Regions from separate parts of the Homo sapiens genome. Here region 2 is linked to region 1. A link is a loop called in an ENCODE intact Hi-C map of the cell type or tissue named here. Cell type or tissue: gastrocnemius medialis. All regions are shown on one strand.

The links. Hi-C counts contacts between places; a loop is a spot of excess contacts. Peaks named below come from ENCODE experiments on the same cell type or tissue, not always from the same donor. Only the 100,000 strongest peaks of a DNase experiment are listed, where the experiment ranks them.
Region 2: a loop joins it to region 1, with 4 times the contacts of the local background. A loop is called at or near these places in 28 of 110 quality-filtered maps.

The regions. Positions count from the first base shown.
Region 1 is chr22:46,031,720-46,039,719 of GRCh38, reverse strand. LOC124905136 (a long non-coding RNA gene) reads right to left here and starts at 3,610. Exons shown (of 2, transcript XR_007068137.1): 1 at 3,507-3,610; 2 at 1-2,396. RefSeq lists silencers at 3,322-3,921, 3,982-4,071 and enhancers at 6,714-7,487, 7,488-8,000. In gastrocnemius medialis, no CTCF peak of the experiment used is centred here; DNase peaks (open chromatin) are centred at 939, 3,799, 5,019, 5,729 and 2 weaker places; H3K4me3 peaks cover 1,658 bases; H3K27ac peaks cover 7,854 bases.
Region 2 is chr22:46,083,287-46,091,286 of GRCh38, reverse strand. The region is part of intron 1 of LOC124905135 (collagen alpha-1(III) chain-like); the gene reads right to left. It overlaps MIRLET7BHG (MIRLET7B host gene), which reads right to left and starts at 5,290. Exons shown (of 5, transcript NR_110479.1): 1 at 5,127-5,290. It overlaps MIR3619 (microRNA 3619), which reads right to left and starts at 243; the gene lies at 161-243. LOC112268288 (a long non-coding RNA gene) reads right to left here and starts at 5,120. Exons shown (of 3, transcript XR_002958733.2): 1 at 1-5,120. RefSeq lists enhancers at 2,706-3,315, 5,085-5,656, 4,755-5,954, 5,657-6,226, 6,227-6,798. In gastrocnemius medialis, no CTCF peak of the experiment used is centred here; DNase peaks (open chromatin) are centred at 1,036, 3,186, 5,326, 6,056 and 5 weaker places; H3K4me3 peaks cover 5,931 bases; H3K27ac peaks cover 8,000 bases.

The DNA of each region.
Region 1 (8,000 bases):
ATCTGAATCCAACCACCGTAGATCAGTTTCAATTTATTAAAAAAAAATTTTAACTCATGGAGTATGAACTCTTGCTCGGGATCCTGCTATCTATGTTGTTGAGTTTATCAATAGCCCATTCCTTTTTACTGCTACGTGATATTTTATCATATGCCTATTGACATTTGTTTACCCACTCACATACTGATGGACAATTGAATTGTTTGTGTTGTCTGTTTGTTTGTTTTTTGAGACAGGGTCTCACTGTCACCCAGGCTGGAGTGCAGTGGTGCAATCTCGGCTCACTGCAACCTCTGCCTCCCAGGCTCAAGTGATCCACCTCGGCCTCCCAAAGTGCTGAAATTACAGGCGTGAGCCACTGTGCCTGGCCTGTTTCTGATTTTTTAAAATGTTTGCTATTGTGACTAGAACTTTGTGAATGCCAATTAATTTTTACAGTGTTTTAATGAGCAATGTCACCCGCACGTGCTGTGAATGCCCACGCATGTGGGCACAGCCTGTGTGTTTCCTTCCTGGAGCACTTGAGATGGGGAAACCAAGAGATGGGGGGTGAAGAAAGGAGCCAGAGGCCACACAGCTGGTTAGGAACAGGCTAGGGGAACCCAGCCTCTAAATCCCAGTATTCCAGGACAACATGCTGCCATACTCTCACAACACTTGCCTGTATCAGAAATGCTTGTAATTTTCCCACACAGAGAAATTTCCATGAAAATCAAGTTGTGGGCTGAGAGATGAAAGGCAGCCTCATGTTAATTAGGCAGGCTTTGGTTTGGTCCGTCCACCAAGCTCAGGGGTGTGTGTGAATATCTCTATTTTCATACACACATGCACACACGCACACACACACACACACACACACACGGACACGTCGCTCACACCCACCAACGCCAGTGGCGATGATCCAGTCCAGATCTTTTCTATACTGCCTTCAGAGCACGTGGCCAGACTGGCTTCTGACTTTACAGTCGTGGCACATGCTGGCCCTGGACAGGAGGCCCTGGCTTGGCTTCTGAGCATCCATTCAGCAGACTTGTCTTAAAGGATGTCTGATTATTTCCGCAAATCAAATCTCCCCTCAAGGACAAAGTTCAGGCTGCTGGGGAGATTCAAAGGGATGATCTGTCTGCAAGACGGCTGCTTCCAAAAAGGTGTCACGGCGGCCTGGGAGTGGCTGTGCCCAACAGAAGGCAGGGGAAGAGGAGGTGCTCCTTGGAGTATGGGCACCCTGGGTGTCTGTAGAGGATTCTTGGGCCACTCTACCGTAGCTCAGCATTGAAACAGAGACAATGTTTGATTTTGCTCACTTATTAATTAGCTCCTAGTTATGTGTCCAATGGGGCTATTTCCATGATCTTATTGAATCCTAAATAACTATTATCCTGCTTTTACAGATGAGAAACGTGAGGCCCAGAGAGGTTAAGAAACTTGCCCAAGGACACACAGCAGTGGGTACTCAGTCCAAGAATGCCCATTCTTTGCAGACACAGGCTTCTCATCTGAGTTAGAGGTCTCTGCCCATTTGTGGCTAGCAGGCTCCAAAGAACACACGTTCACTTGGAGCTAGCTCGGGTAGAACCCTAAACAATTCTAGTGTGCTTGGAGGACACAAATGGTGCAGACCCCCACTTCCTGTTCAGGTCTCTGAGGGGCCCTCCCTCCTCAGACCACACCCCACTGCTGAGCAGACCTCTAGCACTTGTCCTGGCCCCCATTCAAAAAGGCAAATGTCAGCTGGGCGCGGTGGCTCATGCCTGTAATCCCAGCACTTTGGGAGGCCGAGGCAGGCGGATCACGAGGTCAGGAGATCGAGACCATCCTGGCTAACATGGTGAAACCCGTCTCTACTAAAAATACAAAAAAAAAAAAAAAAAAAAATTAGCCGGGCTTGGTGGCGGGTGCCTGTAGTCCCAGGTACTCCGGAGGCTTAGGCAGGAGAATGGCGTGAACCCGGGAGGCGGAGCTTGCAGTGAACTGAGATCGCGCCACTGCACTCCAGCCTGGGCGACAGAGCGAGACTCTCAAAAAAAAAAAAAAAAAAAAAAAAAGAAGGCGAGTGTCCGGTCCCTGAGTTGAGCAAAGAAGAATCACCTCCTCTCAGCCCTCGGTCCACAGTCTCCATGGTCTTGAAGTCAGCGGGCCTAAGGAGGCCTCTGTCCACGGGAGATGAAACCAGGAAAGGAAGGGCCCATTCTCTCAGAAAACATGTGTTTTCTGTTTACAGAGGGACCTGTCCAGTTCCCATGCTTTGTTCTTTAATATGGAGCCAAAAAAAAAAAAAAAAAATCAAATGCGCAGCTTCCGCTCTGAGGTACACTTGAAGGCTAGAAAGTCCGGATTGCTGCGGGCTCATTGTGCTGGGGTGTCCTATCTGCTGCTGACGTCCAGCATATACCAACCTGGAAAGCCAAGGAAAAAGCCAGACTGCCCCCTCCGCATTACAAGGGAGGACGGGGTACAGAGGGGAGAGGCAGCCTCGGCACCCTGGGGGCTGGCTTGACACTGTGTGAGCACACTGGGGGTGTTCTGTTGTGCACTTGTAGCCCTGGCACCACAGGCCCAGCAGGCTTGGCGCCACACACCGGCCATTCAGATCCTGGGCAGAGGGCATCCTTTCCCACCCCAAGCAAAGGGAGGCAGAGTATTGGGAGATCTGGGGTAACCAGTGGGTGGGAATCTCCAGGCAACCTGGGTCAAGCTGAGGGATGCTGAGCACCTTCAGAGTTGGGAGAGGGGCTTAGCTCTGGGTAAGCGGGTCTTCCAACTCGAGGAGGCAGCAGTGAGCTAAGGTAATCAACAGAGCTGCCAGCCAGCTACACCTACTGAAGGGAAACTATTATCACAGGATGCCGGCTCAGCACACAGGCTAACAGCTGAGATTCAGTATCAAGGATCTGGGTCCAAATCTAGGCTGTGTCCCTTTGCCCTCCAGGGCCTCTGGCAAGCTGCTTCTCTGACCTCGGCCCCTCATCTGTGAAAAGGGGTGGCATGCACGTTTATACAGCTGCCAGGAGTACTGAGATAACACATTTACGTCTAAGTCCAGGATGGCCTGGCACATGCTTTTCAATACACGGCAGCTGCCGTTGACATCTCGGGGCTTTAGACTTCACCGAAGGGGCACTCTGGCTAGAAACAGCTCACCAGCTTAGGCTGTCACAGCCAGCGGAGAGGGGGTCCTACAATCCCTCCCACCCAGGGCAGACCCCGACTAAGACGGGAGGATGCCTCGCTGGGCCACACCTTCCTCCCTGTGCAGAAGGGGTGACATCAGTAACCGTGGTTGACAACGGAGCCTAGGGTTCTGATGTCACTTCTGCCCGGGTGGTGCGTCCAGCTTAGGCTGAGACGAGGGGTGGCCCTCGACCCAGTGCACAGGGTCAGCCCTGGCTCCGCGCCTCCGACCTCTCGGGGGCTGCAGCAGGGCCTGGCACGCGTGTCCCCGGGGCCGGGCCGCTGGCCCCTTTCATCTCCGCCTCCCGGCTGTCCGGCCTCTACGTCCCGCGCACCTGGGGCCAGACGGGGACAGCAAAAAACCATCGCAGGAAGCGCGCACGACCTCGTTTGGGACCAGCCCGCCTCCCGGGCGGAAGCCGCGGCGCCTTGGACTGGACGGTCCCGCCCGCTCTTCCGTCCCGCCCCGGAAGTCAGGACGAGGGCGCGACGCGCGGCGCGGTCGCAGTGCCGTAGCCAAAGGGGCGGGGCCTGGTGCAGCCGGGGGGCGGGGCCTCGGCGCGACCTGTTCCGGAAGCCCCAGCGAGGGTGAGGCGGGCGGTGCGGACGTAGCGCCGCAGCTGAGGGGGCGGGGCCAAGTCTATCGCCGGGCCTCTACGCGCCAGGGGCGGGGCCTCTGGGTGGCAGTCTCTTAGATTCCAGGCCGCGGGCTGTGCGGATGTTGCGTCACAGTCGAGAGGGCGGGGCTTGGGCGGGGCCTGGGCGGGGCCTCTGCGCGGCCCGCTCAGAAAGCTCAGGGAAAGGCTCGGCAGGCGGCTGTGGGGCGGGGCCTGGCGGGGCTGGGGCGGGGCCTGGGCGGGGCCTCATTGCGGCCGCGGGCCGTGGGGCTGATTCCGAGCTTTCGCGCAAATTGGATCTCCACTTTAAAGTTTAACAACTTTTCCTGTATTTTTCCCCTCCCTAAACCAGGTAAAACAACCAGACAGTGGAGAATTTGTAAAACCTAGGCGAGTACAAAGTAAGAAAAGGAGAAACCTTTCCGAGGCACCAGGGAAAATACTGGCCTGGAGTATCTTTTTATCGAAATATATAGATATTTACATCATCGGGATAACATTGTATATATGCTTGTGGCTTAAAAAATAACATTTTTTGTCTGATTGCAAGACCACACGTTTATTGCATGAAATTTGGAAAACTGGAAAAAAATACAAAGAAGAAAAGTAGACTGAGATTCCCTCACACGAGATCACCATTGTTAACATTTGACTTTCTTTTTACACAATTATGCATTTGTTGAGACAAAAAATGGATCATGCCGTAAATATTGCTTTGCAACTTTGTCTTTGTAACCGTGGCTATATTCTAAATGTCACACATCATTTAGTGTTCATTCACAGCATTGCTTATGATCATACACAGCGGGGCTGTATTTTATTTAACCCATGTGAGATTATTGGATATTGATGTTGTTTTCAGTTTCATCTCTTCCTTACTTCTTTCTTTTACGATAAACATTCTTGCAGCTAAATCTGTGCATATCCAATCCCTAGATGTGGAATTGCTGAGTCAAAGCATATAAACACGAATGCTTCTTGTACCTCCCTTTTTATGTTTTCCAAATTTAAAAAGTAATGAATTAGTATTTTAACAATTGGTTTAAACTGTAGTACTGTATATACAAAAAATATCTCTCATTTGCAGAATATGTAAAGAAGTCCTGGCTGGGCATGGTGGTTCACCCCTGTAATTCCAACACTTTAAGAAGCCAAGGCAGGAGGATTGCTTGAGCTCAGGAGCTCAAGACCAAGGCTGAGGCGGGTGGATCACCTGAGGTCGGGAGTTTGAGAGGAGCCTGGCCAACATGGAGAAACCCTGTGTCTACTAAAAATACAAAAATTAGCCAGGCATGGTGGTGGGCGCCTGTAATCCCAGCTCCTCAGAAGGCTGAGGCAGAAGAATTGCTTAAACTTGGGAGGCAGAGGTTGTGGTGAGCCGAGATCGTGCCATTACACTCCAGCCTGGGCAACAAGAGTGAAACTCTGTCTAAAACAAAGCAAAACAAAACAAAACAAAACAAAAACAAGCTGGAGACCAGCCTGGGCAACATTGTGAGAACTCATCTTTACAAAAAATTTAAAAATTAACCCTGTTGGTGGGAATGTTAGCTTTGTTGGTGGGAATGTTAGCTTTGTTAGTGGGAATGTAAAATTGTGCACCTGCTATGGAAAACAGTATGAGAGTTCCTCAAAAATGTAAATACAGAACTACTACAGGACCCAGCAATTCCACTCCTAAGAATATACCCCCCAAAATTGAAGACAGAAACACTAACAAATATTTGTACACTTCTGGTACAAAAAAGAAGCAGCATTATGCATAATAGACAAAAGGTGGAAACAGCCCCAGTGTCCATGGGTAGATGAACGGAGAAAGAAAAGGTGATATATATATATACGATGGAGTGTTACTCAGCTTTCAAAAGGAATGAAGTTGTGACACATGATATGACGTGGATCAACCTTGAAAACATGACGCTCAGTGAAGCAAGCCAAACACGAAAGGGCACATAGTGTACGATTCCACCTGTACGAGGTCCCGAGAATAGTCAAATTCATAGAGTCAGAAAGTAAAGCAGTGCTTACTGGGCACTGGGGAGAGCCGAGATTGAGGGGTTATTATTTAGTAGGTATGGAGTTTCAGTTTGGGATGATGAAAAAGTTGTGGAGACAGATCATGGTGATGGTTGCCCAGCAAGTGAATGTACTTAATGCTACTGAAATGGTAAATGGTAAATTTTGTTATGTATATTTTACTAGATACACACAAAGACATTTCTGGAGGAAAAAAAATAAAAGATATTTCTTAGATTCTGGTCCCAAGAATGCTTGCATGGAACAAGGCCTGCACACGTAACTAGCTCCTCCTGGGTGACCCTGCCTAGGTGGTTGGGGATGGCCCTTCTGGGGAGCCCAGCTCTGCATAAACAAGGTCCAAGCCAGGCCTCACACATCTGGCATTTTCCATAATAATTTCCAAGCTGGGAGAGAGAAAACTTGCTTTGGGGAAGCAGTGAGTCACTATGGATCTTTAACTTGGCCTTTTATTTCTGTGCCATTGAGATACACACACACACACACACACACAAACTGATTCCCTTTGCAAACATGGATGATACATGTTCGTCATCTGCAAATTTGCAAACATGGGAAAGCATCCCTGAGACCATAACAAATAGACAGAATCCCAACTCAGAGAAACACAGCTGACATTCAGGTGGATATTTGTCCAGCCTTTCTTGTCTATTTGTAATACATATTTAAAGTCATCGTGGTCATACGTCACATTTTACTCTCTGCACTTTCACTAATTTGCCACAAACAACTCATCTCTTTAAATATTTCTAGATCACACTTCAATGATTGCAGAAGAATCCGTTGTTCAGATGTCCCATATGTAACTTCTTTACCTCACTCTTGATGATTGGCTGTCTAGGTGATTTACAAACCTGCTGCTATGAACATCTTTGTCTAATAATTCCCTTGGTGTACTCCCAGGAGAATAATTGTAACTTCACTGAGGATTTGCTTTTTTAAAGGCTTTTGAATATGGTATTACCAGTCAGTACTCTAGGAAGGGCGAACAGATTGTTTTTGCACCAACATCGCGGGAGTGTGTGTGGACATGTTTTTTACACAGAGGTGTCTTATCCTACCTGGCAGGAGACCTGTTATAGCAGGAACCCCACTGTTGGGGGATGGGCCCTGGCTCAGAGGCTTTGGTCCATGGAGGATCGCTGCCTTTTTGTCTTTGCTGAGCAATCAATCCCAAAGACAGTGAGGTGGGGCAGGGAGAATCTGGGCTCTGAGCTCTGCAGGGACAATGACCCTGGATCCAGGCTCTGGACTCTGGGGAAGGCTCCACTCTGTGACCCTGGAAGCCACGGAATACTTTTAACTGCTTGGTTGCTGGTGCTGTCAGGACTGGGCCCTTTTCTCAGGTGTGGGTGTGACATGCCCTGCACATTTCCACGAGGCCCCTCTGGCTCTTCACTCTGGTGTGGAGGGCAGCCCCACAATTGCAGGCTCCATATTCCTTGATGCATCTTTGCTGGGAAGCAGGACCCCCGTAAGAAGCGGCCACGACTAGGATCCCCCTGCAGCCTCCCACCATCAGGTCCCTCCGTCACGGCAGCACAGGGGTGATTTGCAGGATATTCCAGTGGCCACCCCACTCAGCCCAGTCACACAGGGCCTCAGCCCCATACCAAGGCTGACCTGGGGTACCCGTTCCACATCTGTCAATCCTGAGCACAAGCCAGGGCCCTGGGGCCACCAGATGTACAAGTCCTGGCTGTTCTTCCTAAAACCTCCCCTGTAATTCAGCCTGGGCTCCTCCCCTCCCCATGGCCACACTTCCCCTCACCCAAATAGTGGCCTCCCTAACTGCAGCCTCCTCCCCCGGGGCTGGGCCGCTGCCAGAGTCGTTTCCCAAATCCACACAGGTCCTATCCCCACCTTAAAAAAAAAAAACAAAAACAAAAAACCGTTTTGTTTTAAGAACCAAAGCAGGGTTGGCCCCCTGCTTCTCTTTCCAGCCTCGCCACCACCCCCCACTTCCCCATCACTGACCACCAACTCCCCACCCCACCCCCCACTTGGCTGGGAGAGAACTCCTTGCCTTTTCTCTGCTTTTCCCTCTGAAGGGGATGCTCTTCCCACCTGCATGGTGATCAGAGCTTCTCCCCTCTTATTCCTACTGGGAATAACAACAGCAGCTGACACTAGTGAGCACTTACCATGTGAAAGGCTCCACTCAGCTACCGCCTC
Region 2 (8,000 bases), 52 kb before region 1:
ACCCACCGGTGACACCTGACGGGTCAATGGGTCCCTGCCCTCCATACCCAGCAGTCTGAGAAGAAAAGGCTCCATGACCCTTCTGGGCCACCTCTGTTTGTTAATATTCCCCAGTGAAACCCCCAAGCAGTAGCCTTGGCTTCCCTGTAGCCTGGCGCACACAGCCGTCCTTACCCCACAGCAGGCAGGATGGTCCCCCACCACGGGCTGCACCAGCCTGCCTGCTGAGTGCAAAGATGCCGTTTTTGATGACGTGTGGCTTCACAACCTCTCGGATGAGTCCTGAAGTGGAACTTACTTAGTGGAGGTGGAAAAATAAACTTGCCGGGGCAATGCCACAGCTTGGTGGCTTCTGACGTGGCACTGAGCACAGGCAGGCAGGTCATGGCTTTCTCTTCTGATTCATTCACTCATAAAATATTTCCCAGAGGAACACTTCCCTGGCCCCAGACAGGCTACTACCAGGCCCCAGGCCCCACAGCAGGGCAATGGGTGAGTGGAGAGCAAGGAGGGCTTCCAGGAGGAGGTGACACTAGGCCATAGTCTACAGAGGTCGAAGATGGGGCCACGGAGGGGGTCAGGGCTGGCTGTTGAGGGTCTCAAGAGTCCCCTGAAGGGGAGACTGGAATTCAGCCAAGAGAAGTACAGGCACCCTGAAAGGCAGGAGACAGGGCAGGATGGGCAGAGGCCTGCTTCGCGACCACAGCCACCACCATTCCACCCGCATCCCTTGTTCTAAGGAGGGACAAGGGCCTCCCCAGCCCTTCCCACCAGAGGCCACTGAACCTGGCCGTGGTAGAGAGAAAGGCCTAGGGTTTGGGCCGGTGGCCAGGCTGGCTCAGACTCCACCGTTTAGAGGGCCACGTGAGGCTCGACCTTCCAGACCTGGGCTTCCTGGCCTGTAAGACAGGGCCGGTGATCCGTCAGGGTTCTGTGAGGTGGCCCCAATGACAGATGTCAGTGCCCAGCACATGGAGGAGCTGTGTCCCGTGCTGCGTCACCTGCCCAGGGACTGCCGAGGGCCTAGACCCAGGAGATAAGGCGGAGCTCGGGTGCTGGGCCCACCTGGTGGCCTCTGTTTTCCCCATGGCGGCTCTCCAGGGTGCAGGGCACTGGGAGGGAGGGGGCAGGGAGCCGCCAGGAGCCGCCTGCCCGGCCGTAAATCACCAGCCACGCTTAATAATCATGTGGGTACTTAAGCTCCTCCGTCTTCTCTTCCCCTTTCCCTGGGGAAATTTCCTTCATTTCCTACCTTATCCCAGTCTCCCCGAATATCTAAATCAAGCCCTGGCCAGGACCGCGGCGGCCGCTCTGTGCCGACGCCCTCGGCCTACTTTCATCGGGATGGTGGGGTGGGGGGCGCAAAGGCAGGGGGTGCAAAGGCCGTGGCCACCCAGATGCGGCCACTCGAACCAAGGTTTCATTCCTTCCCAGGACAGAAAACTGAAAATGCCACCAAGCCCGCCCTTTGAGCCACAGTGACAATGTCCCCTATCACTGGGACCAGTCAGCAAAGCCAGGTTGCCTCGGGCAGGAGGCAGGGGCAGAAGCTGAGTGGGGAATTGACTCGGCCTCTTGACTGAGATGGAGGAAGAGGAAACGCCAACTCTCAGGCTACCTGGGCCACCAGGGCAGGGTGGCTGTCACCCAAGAGCCTGCCAGCAGCCCCTCCAGGTGGGCCTGACCACAGTCAGCCTGGCCCTGCTCTCCCATCATGGAGCTGGGCTCTCTGGGACGTGTGGTCTGCCTTGATCATGACAAGGATGCGGGGTGGGCGCAGTTCCGGTGCTGTCTCCTGCCATTTATCCAGCTTTGATCCCGCCTCTCGTCTCGTCTAACTCTCACCCTGACCAGGAGATCAAGGTTACTAGCCGCATTTTACAGATGAGGATACCGAGGCTGGGGGAGGCTAAGCAAGCTGCCCACCCCACTGGGCCATTCACTCCCTGCTGCCAAGAAGGTCTTCCACCTCCCGGGCTCTGTTCATCTGTGAGCTGGAAACGTGTTCCCAGGCCATCACCAGCACCCACAGGGCCCAGGGGAGGCCAACGCGCACCACCACCCCAGGCAGCAGGAGCTGGAAGGTCCCACGGGGAGAGCCATGCTGGCCACTGGCAGGCCAGGCAAAAGGCCCCAGTACCATCACCACCTCCCCGCTGAAGCCTCCCAACTCCCAAGAGCTGGAGGAGGAAGACACCACCAGGACGTAGTCTGGGCTGGGGCCACCTTGCTGCCGACCCTAACAGCCCAGCACCCCCAGGTCCAGCCCGGCGAGCTCTTCTCGTAACTCAGCCACGTGGTGGTGGAGGCACCTTCCCAGGCCTCCCTAGGCTCCCGGGGGATGAGTCGGCCAGGTTTTTAAAAGCTGGATCTCATTTTCTGCCCACATTTCTGACCTCCGGAAACCTCTTGGGGAGTTTTCCAGAGCCCTTCGGATTCCGGCGCAGGCACACTTCCTGCCTCCGCTCACTGTGTTCACAGCCAGGTCACTGGGTGCCAAGCAGATGCCAAGGCGGACCGGCGGGTATCGCTGCCCAGGCTTCTGGCTACACCTTCCATGCTGCATGTCCGTGGGCTCTGGCTGGCTCTTGGCCCCTCAAACAATCATCTCTGGTCAAATTCCATGACTCTTTCCCTAGAAAAAAAAAACCCTCTTTGAAAGCAAACAAAAATCCCAGTTCTGAGAACCCGGCAGCAACAGTGTACTGTGGCTTCATTTTCTCTTTGTCTTTCTTTCTCGGCATTGCAAGGAACTCAAGAAATAGATGGAGCTTTTCATTTTACAGATGGGTAAACTGAGACCCGGAGAGAGGAAGGGGCTTATTCAAGTGCCCACCAGTGATTCTACGGCCCAGCCAGGATGGGAGCCCAGTGCCCTGACTCAGATCCAGGGCTGAGTCCACGACACCAGGACCCAGCAGCAGCTGGCCTTCGATAAGAAAGGACAGGGGAGCAGCCACGGTGCCGGGCATCAGGCACCACCGGTGGGTGCTGGCCAGGGCGGGCGGGGCCCAGACCGCTGGGTTCCCTGGCACGGAACGGCTGGTGCTCGGTAAATGTGGGAAGAAACCCCCAGGGGAAGCCTTGAACTGCAGGGGCAGAGCTCAGGGAAAGCAGGCCGGCTCTAATGGAAACCAGTCAGCGGGCCAAATGCAGGAGGAGCCCCCCCCACCGTGGTTTCCATGGGGACGGAGCCCGGGAGGCGGAGCTCTGGCATGGCTGCTGCAGCAGATGTGGCCTGTACAGGGCCGGCACGGGGCGGTGCCTGGCAGTGGGGCCCTGGGACGTGGCAGGTCCGAGGGCTGGACGCAGGGGCCCTGCAGCTGCAGCCCTGGAGGTCAGCTGTGGGAAGGAGCGGGGGCTGCGGGGCTGCCACCTCTGGAAGGCTTCCTGGCATCCTAGGATGCTCCGGCTAACTTCTCAGCCCCGCCTGGTACTGGCCTCTGTCTGGTCTCCGTCTGGTGCCCGTGTTTGCTGAGGACATGCAGCCTGCCTCTCAGTGAGGCCGCCATGCCTGTGGGCCAGGCGCAGGCAGTGCAGGGCTTAGACCTTGGGTCTAGGGCTCCAGCCCCTCTGGCCAAGGCCCCGGTGCTCCACCAGGTCTGCTGGATCCCGTCACTCGACGGCATTCTCAGGCCTCTTCCCGTGGCCGTCCTGGGGCCTGGCACATGATGAGTTCCATAACCTCTCTGAGCCAGTGCTCTGCAGAATGAAGTGGGCTCAGAACTGCTCTGAAACACGAGAAAACCCGTGGACTCAGGGCCATGAGCGCCACAGCGCTCAGAGATGATTGGTCATCCATGAACGTGAACCATGCCGACAGATGGGGTGGGGTCTCCAGAAGGTTCTTGTGCCCCGTGACCTGATGTGGTCCCCGTCTGCCCATGCAGGGCTGGTGTCTTGTGAGCCCATCCTGGTCTGGCACACGGCATCTGGGTGTACAGTCTCATACGTTCCCACCTCTGGGCCGTAGGAACACCAAGAACGAGGATGACCACAGCTCCCTCCTTGCCACCGCCTGCTGCCACACTGCGTGCAGTCTCACACCTGCCAGCACACCAGCCTGGGCACAGAGCCCGAGAGTGGCAGGGTGCCCTGGAGCCCCATACAGCCCAAACCAGCATGCGCTGAATGCTGGCCACTCAGCCAGAGAGGACTCAGGGCCTCAGAGCCAGAGTGACCCATGACCCCAGGACAATTCCGGCTCTCCCCGGGGCAAAAGAACTCCAAGCCGACGGAATGGTCCTTCCTAGTGCTGGGTGTCTGGAGAGAACCAGACAAGGCCAGCATCCAAGAGAGGCTGAAGATCTGAAGATAAACAGGGATCCTGTGTGGTTCTGTGCAGGCACAGTCGTGGGGAGGACCTGGGTTAGGGAGAAGGCTCTGGTACCTGCTGGCCCCGTGACTCTGGGGAGATCCCTCGGCCTCTCTGAACCTTGGCCTCCTCATATAGAAAACCGTTAGCACCCACACGTCACTAGACTGGAACTTCCACCCAGACAGGGACGCTGTCTGTCCTGCTTACTCCACATTCTGGCCTGAGAACAGCACTGCTACGTGCTGGCTCCAAATGGATGTGGCAGGGAAATGGAACTGGCAGATTAAATTTAAAAATGGATGTTTATCAAAATGGATGGAAAGCACCTGGCCTGGGGTCTGGCACTTAGTATGTGCTCAACAAAGCTCAACACCCCTTGCCATGTGGGGCTGAGTCTAACATCCAACATGCACTGGCACTGCCCTGGGGGTGCCAAATGCGGCCCCCAGCTTTCTCCCCTGGACCAAGGCAGGGGATCTCCACCACCCAGGGTTCCCCGCTGCTCCTGCCCTGCTGGCCCCCGTCGCCCTGGCAGACGGAAATGCTGCAGCGGCCTCATCTTTCCCTCCACGGCTCCTGGCCGAGGCTGTGGCCGCCGTGGGCCGGCGTGGCCCCAGAGAGCCCATTTGCAAGCTGCTTCCATAGCGCAGATGCCTCGGGCAGAGCCCAGTGGGTTTGAGTCATTTGAGTCCATCACAGGAGAGACCTCACCCCTGCTGCTGGAGACCCAGTATGGAGGCCCGAGCCCCCTGCGGCTCACCCACCAGGTGCTGGGAGTCTCCACAGGTGCAGGCATTGGGCAACTTACTATCTCAAGCTGAAGGCGCCGTCTCCACGCCGCCCAGGCTTCCAAATGCGGCCACACGGACTTTGAAGGGCGTCCGCTGCAGGGTCACAGGCGCCAGTGTCTGCTCGTCTGGACCTCGAAGCACCAGGCCCAGGAGGAGTCCTCCTCTCATCGAGTTGAAAGAAGCCGCACAGGCGGGAGGCCTGGCAGGGTGGGATCCCTCCACCCACGTCTGGGCCGGAAGCGTGGGCACACCCACTCCAGGAATCCTAGGGCGGGGTCAGGCTCCCAGGAAATGGGGCCAGAGGTTCCCTTGCAGGCACTGGCGCAACCCGGCTGCCTTCCCGGTCCCCACCTCCTGTGGATTCCTTCTGGGGTTTTGCCGGAATGGCTGGCCCAGCCCACACCCTGAATCCAGCCCTCATTGAAGCTCGGAAACCCAGAGACTCATACCAGCCGATGCCAGGACCCTTCTCCAGGACCACCCGAAACTGCCACTCACCCGGTGCCACCCTGGCATCTGGGTGAGTGCTGGGTAATGCCATCCTGTTAAGGTCATGGGAAGGCAGTGGGTAGGGTTTGAAATGGGCTGAGACAGGCCCACCACAGAGCCTGGGCCTCCCGTCCCCTCTTACTAGGCCAAGGCAAGGGAAACACCAACGAACCAGGGGCTCCCCAGACCAGGATCTCATGCAGTGCCTCCAACCATCTACTGAGGCGGAGGCTGGAAGCCCCATTTTAAAGACAGAAGCTGGGACCTTGTAGTAAGAACCGTTTTTATCACGGTCTCTTTTGTCTGAAGGTGTGCTGGGCGTTACGCCGTCTCATCAAACCCCAGGCCCTGCTATGTTCCCTATTAGGAAATAAGGCCACTAAACCTCCCCGTGCCCTGGCACGCAGGTGCACGTGTGTGCATGTGGGCAGACAAACAGACCTGCCCGGGAAGGCCTGGCCAGCTGGCCGCTTCTTGGAGAAAGGCCGCTAGCACGCTGACCGGCCGACAGAGGCCTTCTGGGCCACTCCCTCCCTCGGCCCGCCTTCCCGGTCCTGTTCTGGGCCTGCCCACGCCGCCATTTCCTCTCCGGGGCCCGCAGGCCTCACTTCCACTCCTCCCAGTCTGCAAATGGCCGGCGCCCAGAACCGCCTGTCCACATAAGGAGGCAGCAGCGCGTCTGGCCAAGGCCCAGCATGCAGGCCACTCAGCCAGAGCCTCCCTCAGCAGTGCTGAGCACCTACGAGAAGCCCACGCCTGGATGCCCAGTCCACCCGCTGCCAGCTTTGGCTAGCCCTGGACTGGGGAAAACCACCCTTCTTCCCACGGGCATCCCTGGGGTGGTGGAGAGCCCATGGCACAGTCATCCCCAGGTGTGGTCTGAGGACTGTGTGGCCCACTCCGACCAATGCACCTCCAAACACCAGCTCACCTCTTTGGAAACTGCCGACCTACCAGGAACCTCACGCAATGGAGAAATAAGAGGACACCTATGCACACGTGCAAACATTACACGCACACACCTCTGCACCTCTGCGTACCAACATGCTGTCCACACCCGGGGCACCACGCACACGCGTGCCGCAACACGCGTCGGTGAATGCTATGGCAGCACATGGGCTTTGAAGGATGGCAGGGCTGGGTTCAAGCCCTGGCCCAACACTTATCAGCTGGTTGAATCTTGGGGAACCCACTTAGCCTCTCAGAGGTTCGCTGCTTCCCCTGGTGGAATGGAGGTAATGAAAATGCCCCCTTGCAGGCATAGTCTGAGCCTTAGAAATAAGGCAAGGAAGCAATAGCATTTATGGGGTGCTCACCATGAACCCAGCTTTCCATGTGTTCAGAAAGTTGACACTTACTGCCTCCATTTTACAGATAAGGAAATGAGGCCGGAGAGGTGAAATGACTTGCCCTTGATCAACACGGCCTGGAAACAAAGACGACCCCATCTGAACCGAGACCTTGGGTCCCAGAGCCGGTGCTTTTCTGAAAGCAGGAGCCCCGGTACACAGCGGGCACCTGTGAACAGCAGCAGAGAGTGCTGTTGCTACTATTACCACCATCGCCATGCCCACCGCTGCTTAGAGGCTCTGCGGCCCAGAGGCTGGGGCCTTTTCACTTTGCCTCATCTTTCAGAGCGCCCAGACCAGGGCCATATTCCTCTTGCTAAGGAGGCGGGAGTCAATAGGCTAAAAGACCAGAACTGGAAGGGATGATGTCGTTAAAACCACCAGACAGCAGAGCTGGCTCCCAAGCGGCTCTGGCAAATTTCATCAACTTTTTACTTTTCTTATGATTTGCTAACATCTCCACCAACAGGTACATCCCTTAAAATAAACAAGCCACAACAAAGCACTTCTACGAACAAATGGATGTGGCGGCTGGAGCTCGCAGGAGGCAACACAGGGGGCGCGCCCTTCCCTCCTCCCGGCCACTGCCACTGAGGCAGGAACGTGGGAACGTGGTCTCAGCCGGTGAGAAACTGCAGAGCCTGAATCCAGAATTTAGAAACACAGAGGCAAACACTTACACGTATGGGAAAAGAAAAAAGCCTCCACTGATGGCCTCATAATATGAGCATATTTGCAAAATAAACAGTTATCATCATTTGCAAATTATTGTGGCTGTAAAAACTGCTCTGCCCTCAAGGAGGCTGATACAAACCAATAAATTCTGCACTTTGTTATCTTGGTGAGATAATTTTTTTTTAAGTTTATGGCTACTCTATGTATTTTACCTGCTGAGTTTTTTTGTGGGTGGTGTTTGGATTTAAATGTATCTTTAGACCATCCTAAATATGAATCATCTGATTTTTCATAAAGGCCTCAAAACAATAGGCAACTCGACACAGAACAGAGGTTTCACACCTCCCCTATAGAGATTAGTAAGATATTAAAATTATT